2 separate regions of the Homo sapiens genome follow, and region 1 is linked to region 2. Evidence: chromatin contacts called from ENCODE Hi-C or POLR2A ChIA-PET data. All regions are on one chromosome and are shown on one strand. The core of a region is the stretch at or near the end of the contact, and the rest is flanking DNA. Distances in the headings are between cores, read along the strand shown.

Evidence for each region. Hi-C counts contacts between places; a loop is a spot of excess contacts on that map. ChIA-PET counts read pairs that join two places held with the same protein, here RNA polymerase II (POLR2A). Pooled maps may share reads with other maps.
Region 1: a map with no recorded cell type shows a loop between it and region 2 (9-fold over the local background). The contact joins the promoter of CCPG1 here to the enhancer-like site in region 2. A Hi-C loop is called at or near these places in 1 of 37 single-sample maps with no recorded cell type and 1 of 50 pooled maps. POLR2A ChIA-PET finds 5 or more read pairs at or near these places in 1 of 52 experiments (activated T-cell).

The regions. Positions count from the first base shown.
Region 1 is chr15:55,407,109-55,410,269 of GRCh38, forward strand. CCPG1 (cell cycle progression 1) reads right to left here and starts at 1,251. Exons shown (of 9, transcript NM_001204450.2): 1 at 1,113-1,251. It overlaps PIERCE2 (piercer of microtubule wall 2), which reads left to right and starts at 1,387. Exons shown (of 2, transcript NM_001198784.2): 1 at 1,387-1,678. The coding sequence starts at 1,661. The region is part of intron 8 of DNAAF4-CCPG1 (DNAAF4-CCPG1 readthrough (NMD candidate)); the gene reads right to left. RefSeq lists enhancers at 471-750, 1,111-1,380, 1,431-1,630.
Region 2 is chr15:52,226,027-52,229,235 of GRCh38, forward strand. MYO5C (myosin VC) reads right to left here. Exons shown (of 41, transcript NM_018728.4): 25 at 3,107-3,209. LOC105370820 (a long non-coding RNA gene) reads left to right here. Exons shown (of 4, transcript XR_007064638.1): 3 at 472-590. Among named protein-coding and RNA genes, the nearest start is that of GNB5, 36 kb to the left of the region's middle. RefSeq lists a silencer at 2,996-3,170. Within about 2 kb of position 1,550, at least 5 of the 41 ENCODE cell types and tissues checked have a DNase peak (open chromatin) inside an H3K27ac peak, as active enhancers do.

The DNA of each region.
Region 1 (3,161 bases), core at 1-2,500, 3.2 Mb after region 2:
TCCCAGATACTCGGGAGGCTGAGGCAGGAGAATCGTTTGAAACTGGAAGGCAGAGGTTGCAGTGAGCCGAGATCGCGCCACTGCACTCCAGCCTGGGCAACAAGAGCGAAACCCTCTCTCAAAAAAAAAAAAAATATGAATTAAAATAATACCCTCACCATCTCCATCTTCTGCTATATGACCTGAACTCAGAAAATAAAAGTAAACCATTCACACTGGATGTGTGTGATAAATATCCCCTGAGACGTGTGGGACCCAATATGATTCTAATCTTAAAAGATACGATGCAGTAATAGCGATATTTCAAGCACTATCCTGTAGATTGGAGGAGACAAATCTAAAATTCATAGTACTATATAGTTAGCTATTCTAACTACAAGAATGCCCAACTGTGTTTTTCAATAAAAGTAGAGCAGAACAGTGCAAACTTCACCACTCAATAAAATACCTTACTTGGCGCTCCCAATAGTGCTAAACATAAACAACGCGTACAAGGCACTGCATGGGACAGCTGCTAATGAGGACAAATCGATTAGGGAGACCAAAGCTAAAGGAGGCCACTGGAACTGGAGAAGGATATGGAGAGGTATTTGATCATCATCAGGCTGGCGTGCTAGCGGAAGTCTCCGGGCATTATTTAATATTTAATCTTTCTATTCCTGACATCACGGGGGCTCAAATGTCATCAAAAGACAGGCTGGCATTAAACCCGGCAGGGTGACGCACATAACATCTTACCATATGGATTTTCATCAGTCCAGACCGACAAGCACCTCAAAGCCTGCCCAGTGAAGGAAGAAGGGTGGCCCAGGCCGTCAGCTCTCCCACCCTTGGCGCGCAGTTCGGTATAGCACTCGGGGTTTGGAGGCTGCAAGACCACCGGACCGGACGCCCCAGGGTCGGCTCGGGCCTCCGGAGCTGTGCACTCGCGCACGGCCCGAGGAGGTCGCCCGTGCGGCCGCTGACACCAGGCGTCAAGTCCCCGCCCGAGCAGCCCCAGCCTAGGAGGCGGACCCCGCCACTGCTCCTCTACTGAGCCGAGCGTGTCGGCCAGGGACTCAGACAGTCGGCACAAACCCCCTCCCGGGGTCTAAGCCCGCCTAGTACAGTACCTGAAGGGGCAGCGCCACCTCCGCCCGATTGTGCTGGCTGCCCCAGTGGCGGCGGTCACAGCTCGGGCGCCAATGACGCCTCTTATAAAAACAACCTGCTCGCAGGCGTCTGCAGCCGGCAGGCGGTGACCGGCTGGGCGCCGCAGTGCATGCCGTGACGCGTAGTCCCGCCTGCGCCTCCTGCCCGGCAGCGGTGAAGAGAAGAACTACCACTCCCGAAGTGGAGCGCAGGCCGCCGCCGGGCGGCTGCGGGAAGCTGGGCCAGGCGGCCGCAGATCCCCACAACATCCGGGAGCCGGCGACCACTTCCAGTTGCTATGGTTACGAGTTGCAACCTCCAGAAAGAATTCGTGGTTTCACCCGGGAAAACAGCTCCCCGGATTAAACGGATAGGTTTACACATACTGATCCACCCAGCTATTCATCTTCTGTTTGCTGCTTTAATTGGGTGCGGTTAAAAGGCCACGTCCCTAGGCGTTCACCGGCTTTCTTGCCATCTGCTGCATGAAAACTGACTTTGCCGAAAAAATTAACAAAGAAGAGCGAAAATGACAGACCGCAACCGGGTGAGTTTAGGCAGAGGGCTAGATGTTTGGGAATGTTGGTATTCGCTAGTATAATTTGAGGCACCACCTACTCCTACCACCCCCAACCCCACAACCCCGAAAAGCACTTTACAAGGCAACTACTGAGCTTTTACATTTACACTTGTAAATGCACGTTTCCTTAAGTCCGAATAGCCTCTGAAGGTGTAAAGACCATCGAGATTGTATGCATTCATACCCTACTGTTGCAAACTGTTCAGTGATGGTTTTGAACAAGAAAAACGTACTTTGTTAATTGTATACTTATTTAAATTGCACTGTGTCAAAGAAGGGAGTTGTTTTGAAAAAGGATTTGGTGGCCGGGCGCCGGGGCTCAACGCCTGTAATCCCAGCAATTTGGGAGGCCGAAGCGGGTGGATCACCTGAGGTCAGGAGTTCGAGACCAGCCTGACCTACATGGTGAAACTCCGTCTCTACTAAATACAAAAAATTAGCCAGGAGAGGTGGCGCGGGCCTGTAATCCCAGCTACTTGGGAGGCTGAGACAGCAGAATTGCTTGAACCTGGGAGGCAGAGGTTGCAGTGAGCCGAGATTGCGCCACTGAACTGCAGCCTGGGCAACAAGAGCAAAACTCCGTCTCAAAAAAAAAAAATCTTACATTTATATTCACTCTTTACAGAAGCAATAAAAAGTTTAGGTTTCATTCTCTGTCCCCTAATTGTGGTAAAAGTAAATAAATAAATGGAAAAATTAATAATAAACGTAAACATTAGCAAGGAAGACGGTGGACCTGAGCAGAGACAAAAGAGTGCCTCAAAATTAGACCTTTTTTATTTTTTATTTTTGCTTTTCTATTAACTATATTCAACATCAACAGTGACATCAAAAAATCTTAATTTTATAATTACAGCTTCTGCGATGGGCATTATTAATCAATGGCTTGTTTTCATTTATCTTTTTAAATGTATATGTATCTATACCAAAGGACTTCGAAAGGTCAAAGTGGTCTGGCTTTCTCTAACTGAAAATTAAATTACTAAGAAAGCTAATACCAGCTACTGGTAGATTTTTATACCTTTCAAGCCACTTTCACAGGCCAATTTTAAGATGTAATTTCTTCTGAAAAATCATTTACAATTTTAATTAACCTTTTTATCATTTAATAAAAGTTGATGACATGTGGCAGATAATTTGAACTCATCCTTTTATTATTCTTTGTATTGGCTATTTGTTTCGTTCTTAACTATAGTCAGTTTGAACTCCACATTTTAAGAATATCAGGTTTGAAGAAGGTGAAACCCATATTAGAAAACTGCAGTGGTTGTCTATGATGTAAAGTATAAAGCAATGGACCTTTTGTTTCTGAATCTATAAACATTTGTGAATTATCCTGGAAATCTAAAAAATTTTTAATTTAAGATTTAGCTTTTCCAGATTTTATGGTACTAATTATGCCAACAAAGTTTATCAGCTAATTTGTCTTCTGTTTTTACTAGATTTCGTT
Region 2 (3,209 bases), core at 300-2,799:
GGAACAAGAGCAAAACTCCACCTCGAAAAAAAAAAAAATTAACTTCCCTGTTACATAAAGAAAAAAAAATACCTACTATAAGCTTGGGGTGGGGTGGGACAGGGGGAAGACTGAGAAAGGTAAAATCACGGGCTAAAATTCTCTTTTAATGGATAATAAAATATTGAGTGCAAGGACATGGGCAAAGTTGCCACCTTCATAACTGTGGGTTTTGGCTTCAGCTCAGCTTAGATGTGGAGCAGTGGCAGAGACTGGTGAGTCCAGGAGGTCTGGGAGTTAGCTGGCTGTTGGGAAGGAGGTGGCCTGGGCAGCTCTGGTTGTGGGGAAGAGGCAGTATTCTGCCTTTATTCTCCCTTGTGAGCTCAGCTTGAATAAGAATCACAGGTCTGTGCTTTTGCTTTGTATCTGAGGGAGATATAAGGACTTTCAGGGACAGCAGAGGTGAATAAACTCTCCTTGATATTTTTTCAGTTACCCTGAGTATTTAAGGGCTCCAGCCCCTGTTTCTACAGAGAGTAAGCAGGAGAATCAAACTGATATGTGCTGAGCACTTTACCTAGAAGACCTAATCCTCCTAACAGGCCTATGAGGTAAGTAGAGTGATCTTTTCTCAATTAGCAAACAGCAGCTACATTTAACTGAAGGCTGACTGGCACGTTCAGGGTCACATGCCAGGTTTATGGGGGACTCAGGACTATCCAAATCCTGAAGGCCATGCTTTTCTTTGTAATGTTTCAGTAAATGTTCCAAGTCAGATTTGCATTTACTTAGGCTTTTAAGACTGACTATAACACATATAACTTGATGATCATGAGTTATTTTCTTTGAAAACCAGAGTAGGCTGGGCACGGTGGCTCACGCCTGTAATCTCAGCACTTTGGGAGGCTAGTGCGGGTGGATCACCTGAGGTCAGGACTTCAGGACCAGCCTGGCCAACATGGTGAAACCCTGTCTCTACTAAAAATACAAAAAAAAATTAGCCAGGTGTGGTGGCAGATGCCTGTAATCCCAGCTACCTGGGAGGCTGAGGCATGAGAATCGCTTGAACCTGGGAGGCAGGTTGCAGTGAGCCAAGATGGTGCCATTGCACTCCAGCCTGGGTGACAAGAGCAAAACTCTGTCTCAAAAAAAACCCAAAAAACAAAACACAAAAACCCAGAGTAATTTTTTTTTTTTTTTTTTTGTTGAGACGGAGTCTCACTCTGTCACCCAGGCTGGAGTTCAGTGGTGCAATCTCGGCTCACTGCAACCTCCACCTCCCAGGTTCAAGCGACCCTCCTGCCTCAGCCTCCCGAGTAGCTGGGACTACAGGTGTGTGCTACCTCGCCCGGCTAATTTTTTTTTTTTTTTCTAGTAGAGATGGGGTTTCACCGTGTTAACTAGGATGGTCTTGATCTCCTGACCTCGTGATCCGCCCACCTCAGTCTCCCAAAGTGCTGGGATTACAGGCCTGAGCCACCGTGCCCAGCCCCAAGTAATCTTAATGGATCACATTGGAGAGTGAACCAGTCTTAGCTACCAAAGAGGAAGTGAGTGACACCTACTGGTACCTCTCTGCAAGCGCAGTCTCACAAGTTCCTACATTTAAGATACAGACCTCAGACCTCAGCCAGATGACAGGACTCCCACAGACTGACTGACATCAGGCTCATGTGGCTGCTAAGAGTGAAGCAGTCACAGGAATGAAAGTGACCCTTCCTGATCATGTGGTCTGACCTCCTACTTTTAAACAATAGGGGACGGGGCCCAGAAAAGACAGACACTTCAGTTGTGGAATTCAGTGGCCACCCGGATGCAATTCCAAAAGCTCTTCTAAACCACGCATGGCTAGTTCATGACAATTACAGAGACTATTTCCATAATCCTACAAATACTCTACTAATATGTATTTCACATATTTAGTAGAAGCTTAAAAGCTTTCCAACTTAATGATGAAATGTCTTACATTTAAGAACGTAGGTACACTCAGGTTTAACTTTTCTGGTAGGGAAACAATTCACTTAAGCCTTGATTGTCCAAGCATGGATCATTACTTCATCCATTCATTCATTTTTCTCTAGAGCATTTTATTAAATTGCCCAGGAATATTTATATATTTTTAATGATAGATACAGGTAACAATTTTTTTTTTTTTTGAGACGGAGTCTCGGTCTGTCACCCAGGCTGGAGTGCAGTGGCGCGATCTCGGCTCACTGCAACCTCCGCCTCCCAGGTTCAAGCAATTCTCCTGCCTCAGCCTCCTGAGTAGCTGGGATTACAGGCACCTGCCACCACGCCCAGCCAATTTTTGTATTTTTAGTAGAGACAGGGTTTCACCATGTTGGTCAGGCTGGTCTAGAACCCCTGACCTCATGATCCACCTGCCTTGGCCTCCCAAAGTGCTGGGATTACAGGCCTGAGCCACCGTGCCCGGCAGGTAACAATATTTTTATATATCATTATGCAGTTTTAAAAATTCTATGTGATTTTTCCTTCTCAGCTTTATAAAAATTTACTTAAAAATTTCTACCATTGAAAATTTATAGCTTTATTGATGTTATAATTTATGAATATATTGTGGAATAATTCAAGCTGATTAACATGTTATCACCTCAAATACTTGTCATTTTTTGTGGTGAGAACATTTAAGATTTACTCATAGCAATTTTGAATGTACAATATGCTCTTATTAACTACATTCACCACACTGTGCATTGGATAATTGTTTTAGTAAATTTTCTAATAACAGTTTAAATGAAAGATTTTGATAATAAGGTAACTTAACTTTAATGCAGGTGTTTATAGATTTATAGTGATGGATTATATAATAAGGATTCACCTCAATTTACAGTCTAATTTGGGAGTATTCTCTACATCGACATATTTAAATAACTTTACATAAATGTAATTTCAAAAAAGTTAGAAAGTTGACTTTTAAAATATGGAATACAATGATTGCTAAATCAAAGGCAGCCTGGAGGTGCACAGTTGGAAGGACTGAAGGAATCAGGCTCCAGTTGCCTGTGGCCTTTACACAGATGCTTTTAGCTGTCTAATCTGTGGGAACTTGGAATTGCAATCAAATGACGTAACCAGAGGGCGGGGCTGAACGTGAGAGCCGCTCTACCTTGACCTGCTTGCTCAGGCGGGCCACTTCCGCCTTCAAGCCATCAGAAGTGACGTGCTCCCCCTCCACCAGGTGTTGGAGTTGCATCTTCTCATCCTTGAGA